Linked DNA regions of Homo sapiens: region 2 is linked to region 1. A link is an interaction called in ENCODE POLR2A ChIA-PET data of the cell type or tissue named here. Cell type or tissue: GM12878. All regions are shown on one strand. Each heading gives the region's core, and the rest is flanking DNA. Links, peaks and the distances in the headings are about the cores only.

Region 1 (6,223 bases), core at 1,056-5,055:
TGAAGCACTTTGCAAACACGAGGGCAAGAATGAACATGAGATGTGTTGCTGTAATTATTAAATACATTCACAATTCAGTGGCTGTTGCTGAAATATCCACTTCCAAGACCACTGGGGCCCACCCAGCCCGCCAGTCCCAGGTGAACTCACCCACGTCCTCGGCGTGGCAGGCTCAGCTCCTTCTGCAATGAGACAGAAATGGGGATCATTCTCAGAGAGACTAGCCCTCAGAACCCCTGGCCGTTGATGCACCCCCACAATCCCCAATCCCATGCCCCAACCAATGCATCTTTCCCGCTCACTCTACACACTGGCTCAGCCCTGCCTCAAGGCCTTTGCGCTATCTGTGCGCTCTCTCAGAACAGCCTTCCCTCCCTTCTGGCCCTAATTAACTGCAGCTCATACTCCAGATCTGAACTCAACATCCTTTCTTCCTGGAGGCCCTCCAGATTCACAGTCTAATTCCCCACCCGGCTCCTACCATACCTGCATTAAAAAATATTTTAGGCTGGGCACGGTGGCTCACACCTGTGATCTCAGTACTTTGGGAGACCAAAGCAGGAGGGTTGTTTGAGCCCAGAAGTTTAAGCCAGATTGGGCAACATAGCAAGACTACATCTCTACAAAACTTTTTAAAAAAATTAGCCAGAGTAGGCCGGGTGCGGTGGCTCACACCTGTAATTCTGGCACTTTGGGAGGCCAAGGCGGATGGATCACTTGAGTTCAGGAGTTTGAAACTAGCCTGGGCAACAGAGTGAAACCCCGTCTCTACAAAAAAAAAAAAAAAAAAAAAAAAAAAAAATTGCTGGGCATGGTGGCTCAAGCCTGTACTCCTAGCTACTTGGGGGGCTGAGGTGGGAGGATTGCTTGAGCCCTGTCTCCAAAAAAAGGCCGGGCCGGTCAGGCGCAGTGGCTCATACCTGTAATCCCAGAGCTTTGGGAGGCTGAGGTGGGCAGATCACCTGAGGTCGGGAGTTCAAGACCAGCCTGGCCAACATGGTGAAACCCCATCTCTACTAAAAATACAAAATTAGCCAGGCATGGTGGTGGGTGCCTGTAATTCCAGCTACTTGGGAGACTAAGGCAGGAGAATCGCTTGAACCCGGGAGGCGGAGGTTGCAGTGAGCCGAGGTCACACCATTGCACTCCAGCCTGGGAAACAAGAGCGAAACTCCATCTCAAAAATAAATAAATAAATAAATAAATAAATAAATAAATAAATAAATAAGAAGGGCCAAGTGCGGTGGCTCATGCCTGTAATCCCAGTACTTTGGGAGGCCAAGGCGGGCAGATCACAAGGTCAAGAGATCAAGACCATCCTGGCCAACATGGTGAAACCCTGTCTCTACTAAAAATACAAAAATTAGCTGGGCGTGGTATTGCACACCTGTAGCCCCAGCTACTCGGGAGGATCGCTTGAACCTGGGAGGCAGAGCTTGCAGTGAGCTGAGATGGTGCCATTGCACTCTAGCCTGGCAACAATGAGAGATTCCGTCTCAAAAAAGAAAAAAAAATTAGCCAGGTGTGGTGTTGCACGCCTGCAATCCCAGCTACTCAGGAGACTGAGGTGGGAGGATTGCTTGACCCCAGGAGTTGGAGGTTGCAGTGAACTATGATAATACCATTGCACTCTAGTCTGGGTGACAGAGCAAGACTCTAAGTCTAAAAAAAATTAATAATAATTTTATTTAAAATTACCAATTAGTTGTATTTATGAAGAAGTATGTCAGTAGTGGCTAAAAACTAATAATCTGTTGAGAAAACAGAGATTCCTGAGTTGTCCTCTCCCTGTCCCATCTCAGATGTCCCTCTCCTCCTGGGTCTAGGTCTGAACGCCATTCTCTCCTCACTCGCTGCAAAGCCTATGCAGGTTTGGGCCCTGGGTACCAGTGGGGGCGTGGGGAGGACGGCTGACGGGTGACTCCCTTTTGAAGACCCTTTTAGAGCTCAGCAAACTGACCTGCACCAACTCTGGGTGCCCTCACCGCATGAAGGATAGAAAGCCGTGAGCTTGTGTTCCACTGTGACCTCACAGTCCATCCTCAGACATGGGCTGCCCAAGAGGGTTTTTTTTTGTTGTTGTTTTTGTTTTTTTGAGACAGACTTTTGCTCTTGTTGCCCAGGCTGGAGTGCAATGACACAATCTCGGCTCGCTGCAACCTCTGTCTCCCAGGTTCAAGCGATTCTCCTGCCTCAACCTCCAGAGTAGCTGGGACTTTTTTTTTTTTTTTTAGAAGAGACAGGGTTTTGCCATGTTACCCAGGCTAGTCTTGAACTCCTGACCTCAGATGATCCACCCACTTTGGCCTCCCAAAATGCCGGGATTACAAAATGCTGGGATTACAGGCATAAGCCACCATGCCTGGCCAAAAAACCAGTTTTTTGTTTGTTTGTTTGTTTGTTTAGATGGAGTCTCACTGTATCGCCAGGCTGGAGTGCAGTGGTGCAGTCTTGGCTCACTGAAACCTCTGCCTCTCGGGTTCAAGCGATTCTCCTGACTCAGCCTCCCAAGTAACTGGGGTTACAGGTGTGTGCCAGCATGCCTGGCTAATTTTTGTATATTTAGCAGAGACGAGGTTTCACTATGTTGCCCAGGCTGGTCTCGAACTCCTGACCTCAAGTGATCCATCCACCTTAGCCTCCCAAAGGGCTGGGATTACAGTGTAAGCCATCGCACCCGGTCAATCACGAGGGTTTATTAAATTCTCAAAATGCCATGTGGCACAAGTTTAGAATCTGGGGACACCCAGACCTGGGTCCAGTTCAATTCTCTGTTTCTTCCTGGCCATGCAAATTATTTGTATGCCCCGTGCCTCAGTTTCCCCATCTGTAACTGGAGATGACGTGAGGAGGGTTCTGGGTTAATCATGATCAGCCATTACTATTGCTGCTGTTGTGTGCTGTTGTACTATTGTTGAGCTCAGCAAGGGACCATGGAAGCTGTCATAATACCTGGTAAATGTCCTTGCATTTACTGAGCCACCTCCTACGAACCGCGGGCAGGGGCTGTTTTACTGGCAGGGAAACTTAGGTGCAGAGGAAAGCCGGCTGCCCACGTCTCTTAGTGGAGTGAGAGGCAGGAAACTGGGTCTCAGGACACCCTCCCTCCACACACATCAGGGCGGCCACGTTGGGGACACACGACTATTTTTACTTTGGTGGGCTCCAGGCTGCCCACGTCGTGATCTGGGTGTTCGCCATAGCAACCAGTGACGCCATCGGCCCCTACAGCCAATTGGAGGGGGCCGGAAGCTGCTGGGCTGCCGGATGACCCAGCTGGGAGGGCAAGGTCTCCCGGGAGAGGCGGGGAAGGGTCGCGGGGGTGTGGCGTTACCCCAGGCCTGACTTCAGCTGCTCTGCGCTCAGAAAACCAAGCTGTCACGATGGGAGGAGAATAATCTACCCCTCGAAGGTCTCTCTGACTGCTTGAATATGTCTGAGGACAGACAACTCACGGCGTTTAGTTCAAGCAGTCATGGTGATGGAACCATCACCACCATCACCGTGGCCATTAGGGTCTCCTTCTTCCCCTTCCAATAGTTGTGGGAATTTTTTTTTTTTTTTTTTTTTTTTTTTTTTTTTTTTTTTTGAGACAGCGTCTGGCTATGTCGCCCAGACTGGAATGCAGTGGTGCAATCTTGGCTCACTGCAACCTCCGCCTCCAGAGTAGCTGGGATTGTGGGCATGTGCCACCACACCCGGCTAATTTTTGTATTTTTTATAGAGATGAGGTTTCACCATGTTGCCCAGGCTGGTCTTGAACTCCTGGTCTCAAGTGATCCACCTGCCTTGGCCTCCCAAAGTGCTGGGATTACAGGCATGAGCCACTGCACCCAGCCAGTTGTGGGATCTTATACCACTTCCTCCACTACCCCACGTGAAACAGGGAGGGATTTGAACCCTGGTGGGGGGTCCCACTTGCACCCCATCCAGGCATTTCCTTCCAAAACTCTGACAGTCCTAGGTTCCCAGTCTGGCTCCCCCACTCCTGCACTGTGTGACCCGACAAGTGACTTAACCCCTCTGTGCCTCAGTTTTCTCATTTGGAAAATGGCCCAGTGACATAGGGTCCCTGGAGGAATCAATGAGTAGCAAGCTCAGAGCCTGGTGCTGGGGGAGACTTGGATGGATGGGAGTCAAGACAATGATCAAGACGTGAATAATAACCACCAGTTGAAAGTTGCTTCCAAAAGACAAAAAGATGTGAATATTTTGTTTGTTTGTTTGTTTTCAGATGGAGACTTGCTCTGTCGCCCAGGCTGGAGGGCAATGGTGCGATCTTGTCTCACTGCAACCTCCACCTCCTGGGTTCAAGCGATTCTTCTGCCTCAGCCTCCCAAGTAAGCTGGGATTACAGGCGCCCACCACCACGCTTGGCTGATTTTGTATTTTTAGTAGAGATAGGATTTCACCATGTTGGTCTGGCTGGTCTTGACCTCCTGACCTCAAGCAGTCCTCCCATCTCGGCCTCCCAAAACGCTGGATTACAGGCATGAGCCACTGTGCCTGGCCTGAAGATGTTTTTTTAAAGTGGCAGAGAGAGGTGAGGCAAAATCGGCAGCTCCCTGCAAAGGCTCCCGGGGAAGCTGGACCACACAGAACTCTCCTGGCACCACTCCCGGACCCTTCGGTCCCCGCACCATCTGCTTTCCACCCACAGCTCCCTCTGTGCCTGCTGTTCCCCTGGGAGTGGTTCCCACCCAGAGGAGTGGAGGTTGGGGAGGCCCCGACCCCCTGAAACTGCCCTTTAAAGGTAATATTTATGGTATACCCGTCTGCGCTTGCCCAGGCTGGGGGATGCTGCCTCCCCAACAAGCTTTAGCCCCACCTTGAGGAAATCCCATTTTGGAGAAGACATAGCACAGCAGGAGCACCCCCATACTGGAGGGATTAAGAGAGACCCGAAGCAGCTGGGTGCTGTGGCTCATGCCTGTAATCCCAGCACTTTGGGAGGCTGAGGCGGGAGGATCACTTAAGATCAAGAGTTTGAGCCAGGTGCGGTGGCTCACGCCTGTAATCCCAGCACGCTGGGAGGCCAAGGTGGGCGGATCACAAGGTCAGGAGTTCAAGATCAGCCTGGCCAACATAGTGAAACCCCGTCTCTACTTAAAATACAAAAATTAGCTGGATGTGGTGGCAGGCGCCTGTAGTCCCAGCTACTCGGTAGGCCGAGGCAGGAGAATCCCTTGAACCCCGGAGGCGGAGGTTGCAGTGAGCCAAGACCACACCATTGTACTCCAGCCTGGGTGACAGAATGAGACTCCGTCTCAAAAAAAAAAAAAAAAAAGGTGGCCGGGCGCAGTGGCTCATGCCTGTAATCCCAGGACTTTGGGAGGCTGAGGCAGGCAGATCACCTGAGGTCAGGAGTTCGAGACCAGCCTGACCAACATGGAGAAACCCCGTCTCTACTAAAAATACAAAATTAGCAGGATGTGGTGGCGCATGCCTGTAATCCCAGCTACCTGGGAGGCTGAGGCAGGAGAATCGCTTGAACTCGGGGGCAGAGGTTGCGGTGAGCCGAGATCGTGCCATTGCACTCCAGCCTGGGCAAGAAGAGCGAAAGAGTGAAACTCCGTTTCAAAAAAAAAAGGCCAGGCGCAGTGGCTAACACCTGTAATCTCAGCACTTTGAGAGGCCGAGGTGGGAGGATCACGAAGTCAGCAGATGGAGACCATCCTGGCTAACACGGTGAAAGCCCGTCTCTGCTAAAAATACAAAAAATTAGCCGGGTGTGGTGGCAGGAGCCTGTAGTCCCAGCTACTCGGGAGGCTGAGGCAGGAGAATGGCATGAACCTGGGAGGTGGAATGAGCGGAGATCACGCCACTGCACTCCAGCCTGGGCGACAGAGCAAGACTCCGTCTCAAAAAAAAAAAAAAAAAAAAAAAGAGTTTGAGGCCATTCTGGCCAACATGGTGAAACACCATCTCTACTAAAAAATATAAAAATTATATTAGTCGGGTGTGGTGGCGCTCGCCTGTAATCCAGCTACTCAGGAGGCTGAGGCTGTGAGAATCGCTTGTATCCAGGTGACGGAGCCTGCAGTGAGCCAAGATGGCGCCACTGCACTCCAGCCTGGGCCACCGCACTCCAGCCTGGGCGACAGGGCAAGATCCTGTCTAAAAAAAGAGAGACTCAAAGGGAGAAGAGGGGTTGGAGGCACACAGAGAGGAGAGCTAAGGGGCTTCCTGGAGTAGGGGGTGTCAAACAAAGCCTGCAGGCACA
Region 2 (4,000 bases), core at 1-4,000, 320 kb after region 1:
GCGTTGGGCTGGAAGTGCTCAATAGCGGTTGTGTGTACAAGCCGGAAGCTGAGGACAGGTGGTGGTGGGGTCCCGCTGAACACACGCACGATGCCAGCAGGGAAGGTCATGGTCAGCTCCCCAGTTACTCGAGCCAGGCAGCTAGGGAGGATGAGGGGACTGGGTGTTGGCTTAGGGCTCTGCCTGGTGCCTCATCCTTCCCCTTCTCTTGGTTTCACTGGTGCCTGTGGCTCCCCAGACTCCTCGGATCTAGGAGGATGGCCCTGATGATCCCCCGTATCCTTTCCCCCAACCTCCTCTTTCATTCCTGCCTGGACAGGAAGAATCCACCCTGGGCTGAAGGAGGCAGGAACATCTCCATCCCTAGTTCTCTTTTCTCCTAGGCCACCAGGAAGCTCAAATTAAAATGTTCAGTTTTTTAGCTATCCTTTGCTTGGGTTTTTGATCTGACACTCTCCTCTTCTTCATGGTTTGACTTTCAGATCTTTTCTGCTGAAGGCCACCCCAATATATATCCCTGCACTCCGCTTGTCCCTAACCCACGCCCTTACCCACTTACTGGGCCTAACTTCTAGTATTACTCCCTTCATCTTAATGCCCACGGCAGCCTTGGCGTCTACAGCAATGCATAGCCCTGCTTAAATGCTCTCCTATGGCTGGGCACAGTGGCTCATGTCTATCCTCCCAGCACCTTGGGAGGCTGAGGCAGCTGGATTACTTGAGGCCAGGAGTTCGAGACCAGCCTGGCCAACATGGTGAAACCCTGTCTCTACTAAAGACACAAAATCAGCAGGGTGTGGTGGCATGTGCCTGTAATCCCAGAATTACTCGGGAGGCTGAGGCAGGAGAATCTCTTGAACCCAGGAGGCAGAGGTGGCAGTGAACTGAGATCACGCCACTACACTCCAGCCTGGGCAACAGAGTGAGACCCTGTCTCAAAACAAACAAACAAACAAATAAACAAACAAAAAGCACAATAATTTAGTCGGGTGCAGTGGCACGCATCTGTAGTTCCAGCTACTCGGGAGGCTGAGACAGGAGAATTGCTTGAACCCGGGAGGCAGAGGTTGCAGTGAGCTGAGATTGCGAGATTGCACCACTGCACACTCCAGCCTGGGCAGCAAGAGCGAAACTCTGTCTCAAAAAAAAAAAAAAAAAAAAAAAAAAAAAGGCCCTCCTATGGCTCCACTGCCCTCAGGACAGGGGCCTGGTCACTTGGCTCAGTGTTCAAGGCCCTTTCACTATAAGACAGACCATGAAGCACATCTGAAAGCTGTCCCTGCTGGACTCCCCCAACACAGACTTCCCACGGGCCCTGTCTGCCCATCACTGGGTACCTGGGGCTGTGGCCACGGAAGTAGGCGTGGACATACTCTGTGAAGGCTGTGGCTATGGGCAGGGCATCCTGGGAGCCCAGGACCACAGGGCTCGGACCCCGGGAGACTCCTGGGGGTGGTGGAGAGGGAATGGGGAACAACGGATAGACAGTGTGAATATAGGCTCCAGGCTCGAGACTCCCTCCGCCCAACCACACCTCTGCCAACAGAGAAGCCACCCACCCAGACCAGAGAAGGTGACACTGAGGCCCAAAGCCAGGCCCAGGACCGCCCTCACATACCGTGTCCTGTCTGGGATAAGAAGCTGGGCCGTTCCAAGGCAGTGCTGGCGGCTGAAGAGCCCAGTGGGGAGGGGCTCAGGGAACGAGACTGGAAGGGAAAGAGACAATCTTGGCTGTGAGTGCCCCAGGACCAGTGCCCAAAAGCGGACCCCAGACGCGACCCCCAGTCCAGCTCCTGCCACGCCCCCTCACCTACCAGGTCCCCATTGCTACGTGTGAGAGGGCAGGACACCTTCCTAGAGCGAAGTCTCCTGGGTGGGGCTGCCAGGCCCTCCCTGGCTGTGGGGTCAGCAGGTGCAGGCATCAGGTCTAGGAGCGAGTACAAAGAGGCACTGCTGAGATGCTGCCCGGGGCCTCTGGGGCCTCCCCAGGGGCACAAACTCAGCCAAAATCTTAGGAGGTGGGCTTTTCTGCAGAGACCCCCAATGGGTCTGAAGTCCTGGTGTTGCAGAAAAGGTGCCAGACAGGACTGCAGATACTGTCCACACCCCCAACCCTCCCAGACACCAGAATGGTGGCCCAATAAGGGGTGAGCTCCCCATCACTGGGGGTATGCAAGCAAGCACTGAAGGCTTAAGACGCAGGCATGCTGTAAGGGGGGTTCAGCAGAGGATTTTTAGCCAACATTCAGCCATTTTGTGACCTCTACCCTTTCCGAGAACCTGACTGCAGCCACCTACTGTGGTCTGTGTCTGAGTCTCATGCCTTTAACACCCAAGCTCCCCTCCCTCTCCTGCTTCCTCAGGGTCCTGGTTCTGTTCCATCTATGAACGTGCTCCCTTGCTTGCCAACCTCCCCTCCCACCTACCTCCCCTCTCACCTGTACCCCAAGCTGTGCTCCCCGCTCTACCCGACTTTCTCAGCCTCAGCACTGTGGATATTTGGGGGCTGGACCATTCTCGGGGGCGGGGGCTGCCCTGTGCACTGTAGGGTGCTGAGCAGCAACCCAGGCCTCCACCCACTGAATGCCAGGAGCACCACTCCTGCCTGGTGGTGACAACCAAAAATGTCTCCAGACACTGACAATGTCCCCTGGGGGGGCAGAATTTGCAGGGTTGGATAAGAGCCTCTACTCAGGCCGGGTGCGGTGGCTCACGCCTGTAATCTCAACACTTTGGGAGGCCGAGGCAGGCAGATCACCTGAGGTCAGGAGTTCGAGACCAGCCTGTCCAACATGGTGAAACCCCATCTCTACTAAAAATACAAAAATTAGCCACGTGTGGCGGTACGCACCTGTAGTCCCAGCTACTTGGGAGGCTGAGGCAGAAAACTGTTTGAACCTGGGAGGCAGAGGTTGCAGTGAGCCAAGATCACACCACTGCACTCCAGCCCGGGCAACAAGAGCAAAACTCCCTCTCAAAAAAAAAAAAAAAAAAAAGAGCTTCTTCTGCCCCCACTCTGTGGTCTCCACCCACTCAGCTCTCCCTTGAACGGGCTCCAGCCTGGCCCTTTCCTATGGAGGGTGCCAGGAGCCCTTGTTGACACTACTGGGGACCTCGGGTGGTCACAGCCCACAGTCCCTCTGACTCGGGGGCTTCCCATTCTCCTCAGACAGCCCCCAGGAGCCCATCCCGCCGCTCTCCCCCCATCTCCTGCTGTCCTCCTGTCTCCAACCCCTCTGGGCTCCCCGGCTGTCCTCTCCTCTGCTCTCCCTGGGCGGCTGCTCCTCCTGTTTTGATGACGTCTTCAAGGAGGGGGTGCTCTGACCTGACCTTCCCCACACTCAGGGTCCACTGTGCACCTGACACCTAAAGGCACAGCCTCGACGTCCCCCACCCCTCCCTGACTCCACCCCTTCCCCATCCTCCTCCCTCCCTTGTCTCCGCCCCTTCCCCATCCTCCTCCCTCCCTTGACTGTCCCTTCCCCATCCTCCTCCCTCCCTTGACTCCGCCCCTTCCCCATCCTCCTCCCTCCCTTGACTCCGCTCCTTCCCCATCCTCCTCCTTCCCTTGACTCCGCTCCTTCCCCATCCTCCTCCCTCCCTTGACTCCGCTCCTTCCCCATCCTTACTCCTCCGAACTCTCCCCTGCAGCGACCTTTCCACCTGCTTCTCCCACTGCCACCCTTACCCCCATCGCCTACTTGCCTCCCTGGTTGCCTCCCCAGTCTCTGGTTTCTGCCCTCACTCCCGAAGCTGCCAGAGGGAGCCTGTGACCCCTGAGTCAGGTCCCGCCCCTCCCCTGCTCATGGCCCTCAGCGTTACTCAGGGTAACATTCACAAGCCCTCCCTGGGCCCATCAGGCCCTTCCTGGTCCCTGCCTTCTCTTCTTCCTCCTTCCGTGATCACCCCGTTCCAGCAGGCAGACCTCCTTGCTGTTCTTCAGACAGGCCTAGCGCGCTCCTGCCCCAGGACCTTTGCAGGGGCTGTGCCCTCTGCCCAG

Evidence for each region. ChIA-PET counts read pairs that join two places held together with the same protein. Peaks named below come from ENCODE experiments on the same cell type or tissue, not always from the same donor. Only the 100,000 strongest peaks of a DNase experiment are listed, where the experiment ranks them.
Region 2: POLR2A ChIA-PET joins it to region 1 with 6 read pairs; 3 of 35 experiments call an interaction of 5 or more read pairs at or near these places.

The regions. Positions count from the first base shown.
Region 1 is chr19:18,101,546-18,107,768 of GRCh38, reverse strand. It overlaps MAST3 (microtubule associated serine/threonine kinase 3), which reads right to left. Exons shown (of 28, transcript NM_001393504.1): 2 at 151-182. Among named protein-coding and RNA genes, the nearest start is that of MAST3, 6.9 kb to the right of the region's middle. RefSeq lists a silencer at 3,271-3,380. In GM12878, for the core only: no CTCF peak of the experiment used is centred there; a DNase peak (open chromatin) is centred at 3,267; H3K4me3 peaks cover 817 bases; H3K27ac peaks cover 787 bases.
Region 2 is chr19:17,779,158-17,783,157 of GRCh38, reverse strand. It overlaps FCHO1 (FCH and mu domain containing endocytic adaptor 1), which reads right to left. Exons shown (of 29, transcript NM_015122.3): 21 at 1,815-1,927; 22 at 1,619-1,706; 23 at 1,338-1,446; 24 at 1-141. Among named protein-coding and RNA genes, the nearest start is that of B3GNT3, 14 kb to the left of the region's middle. In GM12878, for the core only: no CTCF peak of the experiment used is centred there; no DNase peak of the experiment used is centred there.